2 separate regions of the Homo sapiens genome follow, and region 1 is linked to region 2. Evidence: chromatin contacts called from ENCODE Hi-C or POLR2A ChIA-PET data. All regions are on one chromosome and are shown on one strand. The core of a region is the stretch at or near the end of the contact, and the rest is flanking DNA. Distances in the headings are between cores, read along the strand shown. Region 1 overlaps MEIS2 (Meis homeobox 2). Region 2 overlaps MEIS2 (Meis homeobox 2).

The links. Hi-C counts contacts between places; a loop is a spot of excess contacts on that map. ChIA-PET counts read pairs that join two places held with the same protein, here RNA polymerase II (POLR2A). Pooled maps may share reads with other maps.
Region 1: a map of Right ventricle myocardium inferior shows a loop between it and region 2 (2.1-fold over the local background). The contact joins two enhancer-like sites. A Hi-C loop is called at or near these places in 2 of 168 maps with a recorded cell type or tissue (Caco-2 and Right ventricle myocardium inferior), 1 of 37 single-sample maps with no recorded cell type and 4 of 50 pooled maps. POLR2A ChIA-PET finds 5 or more read pairs at or near these places in 5 of 52 experiments (GM12878, H1, HepG2 and 2 more).

Annotation. Positions count from the first base shown.
Region 1 is chr15:37,013,071-37,017,998 of GRCh38, forward strand. The region is part of intron 8 of MEIS2 (Meis homeobox 2); the gene reads right to left. Among named protein-coding and RNA genes, the nearest start is that of MIR8063, 43 kb to the left of the region's middle. Within about 2 kb of position 2,126, at least 8 of the 41 ENCODE cell types and tissues checked have a DNase peak (open chromatin) inside an H3K27ac peak, as active enhancers do.
Region 2 is chr15:37,054,663-37,059,810 of GRCh38, forward strand. All of the region lies in intron 7 of MEIS2 (Meis homeobox 2), which reads right to left. Among named protein-coding and RNA genes, the nearest start is that of MEIS2, 43 kb to the right of the region's middle. Within about 2 kb of position 1,914, at least 7 of the 41 ENCODE cell types and tissues checked have a DNase peak (open chromatin) inside an H3K27ac peak, as active enhancers do.

The sequences.
Region 1 (4,928 bases), core at 876-3,375, 41 kb before region 2:
TCCCTAGGACTCTAGAGGTAGTGATGAGAGAAAGGAAACTGGCTTGGAAGATTTCATGGAGTCCAGGAGAATCCTTCCACTGAGAGTGCCAGATGGCACCTTACAGCAAAGCTCAGCCTGGATGTGAGAATAAGGCCTGAAGAAACGAGAGAGAAAGGATCTTACTTCTGAGGAACACAGAAGAGCAGAAGAGAGGAGAGGAAAAAAGATGATTTTAAGGCCAGGCACCGTGGCTCACACCTGTAATCCCAGCACTTTAGGAGGCCGAGGTGGATGGATCACCTGAAGTCAGAAGTTCAAGACTAGCCTGACCAACATGGTGAAACCCCGTCTCTACTAAACATACAAAAAATTAGCTGGGCATGGTGGTGGGCGCCTGTAATCCCAGCTACTCCAGAGACTGAGGCAGGAGAATCACTTGAACCCAGGAGGCAGAGATTGCAGTCAGCCGAGGTCACGCCTTTGTACTCCAGCCTGGGCAACAAGAGCAAAACTCCAACTCAAAAAAAAAAATTATATATATATATAATATTGCTAATATATTACATATATATATAATACATATATATATTCTAGGAGGAACTCAAACAGCTCAATGAATTCAGAGCTTTGGCAATGAAATAAAATTAACAACTACCACTCCTTATAACAACTTCTGGGTTAAGCAAAATAGAAATGACTATACCCATTTTACAACTGAAGAAACTGAAGCTCAGAGAGGTGAAACAACTTGTCCATTTAACCTGGTTTCTTAACTGGACTAACCTGGGACTGATATTCCTGGCTTACTCCTCTTTCCAGTATAAGCAGGCCACCTTACAGTATACTTGTGACAGTAGAGACAACATTTCTGTAACTTCACACTTGAGCATACAAAATCTCCACTTGGTGAAGAATCTCAGGGAGGAAGATATGGGCAAGAACCCAGGGAAACAAAGTATCTAGAGACTTAATGGCAAGATGAAATTTTGGAGGCTTTGAGTGGTGGTGGTAGAATGTTAACAATAGCAGAACACCAGGAAGCCTGTTTAAGGGTGCTTTGGGTCCATTTTGTCACATTGCTTCACAAACTACTGTGATCTATTGCAAAGAACTTCTTAAACCCACTGCTTAGATATATGTGAAGCGTAGACCCAGTTACAAGACACAAAACCACAAGACCTTTATCTGCACTTCAAAGTCAGCACAAAAACAAGGGTCGATTATCTCCCAAATTGCCAAACTAATTCTCAAAGCCCAAATGCTTCCAATCCTAAGTGTGGATGCAGTACTATATCTGAGAAAAGAGAATGACTGTGTGGGGAAATGACATCATAACACCAAGATGATTGAGCCACAAATGGAAAAATGAGCTCTTCCCAAAAGAGAGAAAACAACTGATAAAATAGTGCCAAGGTTTGCCTAAAGAGACAAGAGAGAACATCTAAGAATGGGGGATAAAAATCTACATATGTTGTTTTGGTGTCTGACACAATCATCCTAAACCAAATGCATTTTGATTTGAACTTAATTCTGGAATTTTTTATTGTTTAGACCCAAGAGATTTCAATGGCTGATGACGGCACTCAGGCAGGTTTCCTGGACCATCCAATCAGAAGTCCTCTCAAGTTTGGTAACACAAAGTCCAGCTTCAGAGCACAGGTTACTTCAATTATCGTCTCCAACTGTCACTAGGTAACACTCAAAAGTTCTCTAAATGCCAAACAGGAAAGGGCCTTAGGGGGCATTCCTCAACGGATCACTCCCTTCAGGCACTTAGGTCATAGGTCTAAGGGTTTTTTTTTTTTTTTGCTCCTTATCAGCACCATAGATTTTTAACTATGGACCTGAACAGATTGGGATAAAAGGAAACACAACTGTACCACCAAACTCTCATTCTTTTTAATCATAAAAGTACTTAATTCAGAAACTTTAGGGGAAACAAATTCTTTTCTTTCCCAGAATCAGAATTGCACTGACATTGTGGCCCAACATGTGACTTGAGCTCAAGTATACACTAAAGTGAAAAGCTATTGTCAATATTTAGCGGAACGCTATGCCATGTCGGAGGCAGTATCAGCTTCCTAATACCAAAAGAAAATTCACGTATCACAGGGCTACTGAGAAGAAGTAACGTGCAGCCCCAGAGGGCACAGATTTCTGCTTTATGTAAATCAGAGCCTGTCACGGCATGCATGATTCACTGCTCAGGGTGTACTCTCCTGTGACGAATGAGTCCCGCTTAATTTGGCAGTGATTATGCGGGTTGCTGGCCCTCTAAACCCCTTTGAACTTGTAATTGCTGCTGGTTTAAATAATGAACATTAAGGGGAGTTGAATTCATAAAACTGTAGATAATTACATTTTTTTTCTTTTCCCCCTTTGTTTTGGTGCAGGAGTATATCCACACACACACACATGCACACACACACACAAACACACTTCTAAGGCCACCGATCACTGTATCATGCCAGGATGTTATCGAAATAAACTGCAGTCTTGTTCCAGGGTTGGTCAGGGAGGGCAGATTTGAGGTGGGGGAAGTGTGGGGTGGGTGGCAGGGGGAGCATCTGGGAGCTGTGCAAGAGGAAGATCAGAAAGGCCTGGATGCTCTAGGAAAGGAGGAGCAATGGCACTCATGAATATTCATAGCTAGTCACATCTGTAGCAGGCTTGCTTTCTACCTTTTTTTTCCCCCTGTGCAGTGCAACATAGAGCACCAGTGCAAACAAAAGGAGGGAATTTTGCAGCTTCACGAGGCTCTAGATATCCTCGTGGTGGTGAACTTTCTCCATGCTTTTACATTCTACATATGGATTTTTAAAGTATATAGTAGGAGATGTGTATATCCTTTCTTTCTATAACGAAAGAAAACCATCCTGTCCCCACATTTATGAAGTGGAAGAAATCACACACTCCCACAGCACATGGATGACTCAAAGCCAGTCCTCCTTTCCCCCTTCTTTCCCCAACCATTGGTAAAAATCACCCAGTATTCTTTGATCCAGGAAAAAACAAATTTTGATTTTATTTGGAGAAAAATGAAACGTTACTGATGGGAGGGGGCAGAATCCAAAGTTAGCCAAGTCAGCTAGCTCTTCCCCTCCCTGAAACAACAAAGAATGAATGATAAATTTAGCAGCCTCATGTTCAGTTTTCAAACAACACTGCTGAGATTTATAGCTTCACTGCTCCCATGGCAAACTAAGCTGCACACAGAAAGCTATCTGTTTTTGATTTCACTCTGTTTTCTCCAGTTTTTGTTCTTTTTTCTATTTGCAGTGTTTTTTTTTTTTAACTCTACATTTTCTTTTTCCTGGTGTGAGTCGAATATCAAAGGCTAGTGCTGTTGGTAAGCCTCCAGTTTGCGAGAGCCACTCAATGAGATGTTATTAAACCTGCGTCACAACATGGCAGACGGTGATTAATAGCAACTGTATCAACGGTAGCAACTTAAAAAAAAGTCCCTCCAGCAGCTCGAAAAGGGATCAGTGAAGTAAGAATAAGAAACGTCTGCCAGAACCCAGGGCCCAAGATGTTCTTAGAGAGTAGAGTACCCTGGGATTGTGTTTGACAGAAAGAAAAAAGAAATTCCTACTATTATGCATATAATAGGAACTTTTGCCTTTAACTAAGTCACTTATACTTAAAACAGCTACACATTATAAAACAGCTACACATTAATTTAAAATGAAGTCTGTGTACAGCTTAGGAATCATTTTATTGATGCAATGGTGTCCCCCAAAATAACTAGCAGATGGATTTCCACCCCCTCAATGAAACACTGAAACAAATTGCAGAATTGTCAAAATTTTATCGTGAAGGCACACACTCTATAAAAAGGTTGATTTAAGTGAATTGTAAATTTGCTTCATTGCACAATATTTTTCTAAAATTATAACCGGAAAGTATTCTCTGTTTAATTTTTTAGCATATCCTTTCACAAAACACATCTGCTGTGAAGTATTTCTAATTTGTGCTAACTGCTTTTTAACAAACACACACTTGTCACTATGCCATCTAGTTTTATTAGGGCAAAAAAGTACATTCCCCTCCAATCTCTTTGTAATAAGGATTTTGACCTGTTTCTGATGACGCAAACCGATAGAAAATAATAAAATTGTTTGAACATCAAACACGAGTGACACATAGGAGGTTAAAAAAATGAGGAAGAATGAAAATGCAGTCAAACCAGAAAGTCAAAGAGAACATGGTAAAGGAGACGAAATGGCTATAATTGTGGAGAAAGAATAATCGTCTACACAGAGTGTGGGCGGGGTTGGTGGCTCATCCCTGTAATCCCTGCACTTTGGGAGGCTGAAGTCAGAGGATCCGCTTGAGCCCAGGGATTCGAGACCAGCCTGGCCAACACAGCAAGACCCTGTCTCTACTAAGAGTAAAACATTTAGAAGTGAACTGGGTATGGTGGGTCATGCCTGTAGTCCCAGCTACTTGGAAGGCTGAGGTGCAAAGATCGCTTGAGCCCAGAAGTGCAGCGAGCTATGATGGTGCCACTGCACTCCAGCCTAGGCAACAGAGCAAGAACCGGCCTCACACACAAAAAAGTGCCTGATTATATCTCATTATGAGAAAGGTAATAAGCAGACTAAAAAAAGAAAAATACCGCTAACTAAGAGATAGACCAACCACAGCAGGGAAGGAGGACAGGATGCACTCTCACTCTGAGTGAAAATGGAGATCACCTAGCAACAGTACAAGTCCTCTTTTTATTCCTTCATTTATTTCTATCTCACACCCCTCTTTTGTGTTCCGTCAAGCAAAATGGGATTCTATGGTGTTTAGGACAGAGGTGAAACAATGACACCAAAAATTTTGAATTTATTTTACCTTCCAAATTATTAGGGAAATTTAAAAGTATTTGTCCCCTTAAAGGGCCAACATAGTGATTAAGAGCCAACCTCCCCCAGTATTTAATGCAGGCAATGTGG
Region 2 (5,148 bases), core at 664-3,163:
CCTGTCTCAACCTCCCAAAGTGCTAAGATTATAGGCTGAGCCACCGTGCCCAGCATAACTTTGTGTGTTTTTAAAGAGGGATGTAGAAAGAAGCCTGTTTGTGATATTTAGAAAAAGGAAGTATTCCTGTCAATTCTAATTTCAAATTTCAACAGCAGTAATTAGCATTGAGAAATGATTAGCGTACATTCTATTATATGCCGCTAGAGAAATTTTCACTCTAAGTGTTTTCTAGAATAACGACAGCATTAATACAAAATAATATTTATTGAGCACTTACTCTCTTCCAGACACTCTGCTAAACACTTTATATGAATTCCTTTGTTTAATTCTCATCATCCTATGAGAGTTGACATTTTCCACATGAAGAAACTAAGGCTTAGAGAGGTGGAGCAATTTGCCCAAGGTCTTATAGGTAACAGTGCAGAAACAGGGATGACACCAATTGACTGCATCCTATGATGGCTATCTCTGAGAGCTCAGAGTCCATCTGTCCAGAATTTCCCATTCTCCTATAAAACCTCATAACATTTCTATACCCTATTGAGTAATTCATGCCAAGATTTTGTGGTTGATCAACTTAAGACAATAGGAAATATACATTCGACTATGAACGTAAGCATCCTGGGGACAGGCACTGGGGTTTTCCTATCCCTCCTTACTCCTAGCACATAGAACAGTGCCTGGCACATCATAGGCACTGATGAAATACTTGTTAGAAATAAAATAAATATAATTCTTCCCTGTGTGTGTGTGTTTTTCCCCCCACTTCCTAGAGCCTCACTTTCAACTGTTTTCCTCATGAGAATGTGGAGAGCTCTCAACATTAAACAACATTACTCGACTTCGGAAACCTTCCACCACTGCCACAGCCACCACCACCTTCAACCTTGCTGTAAGCAGTAAAATTGATTCATCTCACTGACAAAAATGTGATAAAAGAACGCCAACCACAGAGGTGGAGAAACCACTCCTTCTCCTTGAACAAATGCTGCTTTCTGATGCCCCTGATTGCTTTTCTTTTCTCGCTAAGGTTCACTAAGTACGGAAAGCTCGGCCCTGGTGAATATGGGTCAGGTTTGTAATGCAACAACTCCACCCCTTTCATTACCATGGAATCAGTTAACAATCCTGCTAGTTCTACCACAAAAAATAAAGTAATTGGTCCCAGTGGTTATTTAGGTGCTGCGGAAGTCTTAAAAACACTATTATCTCCCGTAGTGATTTGCTAGCCTTTCCATACTCCAAGCAGCACATTGGGACTTCTAAATTACATACCATAATTGACATAAAATATCTGTCCCATCAGTGAATATCTTTATTAGCATCAAAATCACTCACAACTAGTGTTCCTCAATGTTATTAAACATAACTTGTTCTAGGTGTTGCTTTACTAATTAGTCAGGATGAGCCCGAGGAAGAAAATCTGGGTCATGTTAAATTAATTGGAATGAGCATGAAAATTAGCAGAGCAAACTGCATCAATTTTCTATAGAGAGTCTTTCTTCATGTTGAGAATAAAAATGGATATTATGAGGCATTAACCAAACTGCCTTCTGTGACTGCCAAGAGGTGTGTTACAGTAGCCCAAAATATCATGCTCGCAGATTTTCAGAAGTTAATGAGACATTTCCAGGAATGGTAAATACATGGTGTTAAAATGGGTGTGCCTCTGATGGGAAAATGCCAAGTCATTTCATGTTTATTCAGGCATAACAAGCTCTTCAAAATGAGCATAATTTAAGAGGTGAATAGTGCAAAGAGGGCTAACATTCAACTAATTTTCCTTCAGAAAGAAAAGATTAAATTGAACAAAAAAAATGAATTAAGAGGTTTACAAATCAACAAGTCAGCCACCAGGACGGCAGCTTCGCCTGAGCACCGGCTCGGCAGCCCCCGCCAGAAAGTTTTCGAAACATGTCCCGGAGGCAGGGAACAAAGCGAGCAGAACTGATTACAGCCCCGCTCACTGCCTTGTGTCTCAACTCTGTTTGGCTTCCTAATGAGCTCACTAAAAACCTAATTCATCTCCCATAACCCTCCTCAGCCCTCCTTGAAATCCACCATTATGGAAATTATAGATGAAACATTTCCAGGCTGGGTTCAAACCAGTGTGTCTTCAACAGGCGGGGGCCCTGACCCCCACCCTGGGCACAATGGAGCAGGGTCCAGCTCCGAACCGCTCCCGCGGCAGCTTCCAGAATAAAGAGGCCGAGCTAGGTTAAGACTCTTTCTCAGGGTGACAATGATTTCCGCCTTAACGCCCTCCCTCCCATGAATGTGGGAATTTCGTGGGTTCCACAGTACATAAAATACAAATTGTAATGCAGAAGAGGAGAAATGAGTTGTACTAATGACAAATAGCTGAAACAGGCTAATGTGAATTCCCAGCCTGTTCATGAGGAAACTCCCCGGGTTCCTCATTACATGGAGTCAAATCCTCACGGCACCTAGCCTGTAACTGGAAGATTACCGAATTGATGGATCCTTAGTTTAAAATGCAGCTGTTTTATTCTGCTTTAGTAATTAATTCTTTTTCCAATACTCTATTGATTAAGCGTAGACCCTGATAAAGTTCAAACTGAGAAGAATCTCTCGTGGCGTCCTTAGTTGCTCGGGAGAGTCAATGAAAACTTCCTACAATTCCACCTGCCTCCTCAGAGTGCTGATCCAATGAACAGAACAGTTTTTTTCTCATAAATTAGTCAGGCCATGTGGAGCTGTATTAGCTGATCGTTGCTTTTGTCTCTCTACTTGCTGACTTGCTTTTCAGTTTTGCTGGCCTTTGTGCTGTCACACACAAAGTCGGAGTGCAGCTGCCATTCTGAACCCAAACCAAGGTAAAGAACAATTCATACAAACTACATTTTTCCCCCATTTTCTAAAGCGGCAACTCCCTGAGCAGTAAAGGGCTCAACGGGGCCTCCTGGGACCCAACTAGCTGAGAAATCAGTGCCAAAGCATGCAGACATATTGTGGAACTGAAAAAATAAATAAATAAATAAATAAAGTAACCTATTTTTTTCAAGGCTTTACTAGGCTTTTTTGTCTTTTTTCCCCCCGGTAGAGTTTGTGCTACCCTATTTTCAGCAATGTTAAGCTCTCTACTTTGTTTTCACAGAGAACATCACAGAATGACAGACGACAGGGTAAAGAGAGTAATCAAGAAGCCGAGGCTTGTATCCTGTGCTGGTCAGGTGGCATCAGAGAGTTAGAGAACGCCTATTAACCACACGGGCGTGGAGTGTAACCATATATAAATGGCCATTATAAACACAATGGTATTTAGTAATAAGAGGAATCACCAACATGGTGCTTCTTTTCAAAGGGTCACATGTACCGGGGATCAATGTTGGTGAGTAAAACAAGCACGATAACAGAAAGTTTCTCAGGTTACAGCCCTGTACAATGGATTTTTGTTCCTACGAAGATCATCGCTACTGGGAATGCTTCTACAGCAATGGACTCATTCTTTTCTCCCTACTCCCCCCACACCCACCTAAGGCCCCCAAAGGATCGTGCATGGGCTTAATTCCCTGCCTGAAAACAGGTCAAGATGTGGGTTCCAGCCCACGAGCTGGTAGGGAGAACAACTGATTTCTCAAGTCACCTGCAACACACATTTATAGGATAACTCATATTATTTTTCACTCTATTACACAGGGTGGGAGTAATAGTAAAGGTCTGGAAGAATTTTAGGAAACGCTCTCAAGTTTTTATCGTCTGATACTACAGTCAAAGCGAAAACCAAGCTAGATCCTGTGAGCAGAGAAGCTGGGGCTGTTTTCAACGTTCTCTCCTGGGCCAGGGCTGAGAGTACATTCCCACCTTCACAGCATTCCTTCCTAGGTCAAAAGGTCATCTCTCACAGACGTCTCCGGCAGACACTCAGTTGTCAAAAGGTTGTATCATGTGATCTGTGCAGTCACCACTAACAGAGCTCTTTCCTCAGTGGGCAACAAACTTTGCAGGTCTAAATGATTTCTGCATTAAAAATGTGTTTTCCTCTTTCTATTACCACTTGTCTCTTTAATTTCAAAACAATGAGGACAGCAGTGGCACCAAATTCATCAGCAAAGGCTCCACAGATCACCTGGGTCAAGATTCCACCACTTTTACTGGGCATATTATGAGGAAAAATAACTGCCAGAGGACATGTTGATTTCCTGCATTTCCAAAGAAAACAGAGGTGACCCTTTTCCAGGGGATTTCTTTCAAAAGGAAAACCCCATTTTTAAAGCAAACATACATATTTTGAATAAATACAAAATTACAAATAGAAAAAAATGATCTAAAAGAAAAGACTGTTCTGTAAGAATCATTAAAAAATTAAGATAACTTTTTGATTAATGCATATATTCACTTGTATTTAAATGACCAACAATCTACATAGTTTATGACAAGGTACAAAAACAAAAACGAGGAGATAAGTTTATTTGCCCAGTGCCCAGAACTGATGCAAAGTTTGCCCTCAGTGATCTGTAACACACAAAAGGTCCCAGTTACTAGGGGAGCAGACTGCTTTTTTATTTTTTTAATTTCCTGCTGCCCAGATGAATAATATAACAATTTTCTCATTGTCGTGGATTGTTACTTAGAGCAGCTTGAAGCTCTCACATGCAATCCAGAATGAGTCATTTATTTCTAGAAGGGAGTCAAACGAGTCTATCAACATTGCTTCTATTTATAAATTATATATTTAAGAGTAAAGTAAAATAGTCATGGCTGACATGTTACATATGGGAGATAAAGAATTACAGGCTCTTTCAAATTATTTGGCCTAGTACTAAGCAATAGAAGCTAAGGACACTGATAATTTCTGTACAGCTAAGCATTACGTGCACTTGTTTATTCAAAAAAGCTTAATTAAATAGCCTCAGAAATGGGATCCAAGTTATTACATGTCTTTAGGATACTGAGGCTTGCAGATAAATAAAATTTTCCTAAGTGTACTGCCTTCTTTTTTTTTTTTAATTAAAAAATGTACTTTTAGGCAAGGTGTGATGGCTTATGCTTGTGATCCCAGCACTTCGGAAGGCTGAGGTGGGTGAATCAGTTGAGGCCAGGAGTTAGAGACCAGCCTGGTCGACACAATGAAACTCCATCTCTACTAAAAATACAAACATAAATTAGCTGGGTGTGGTGGCA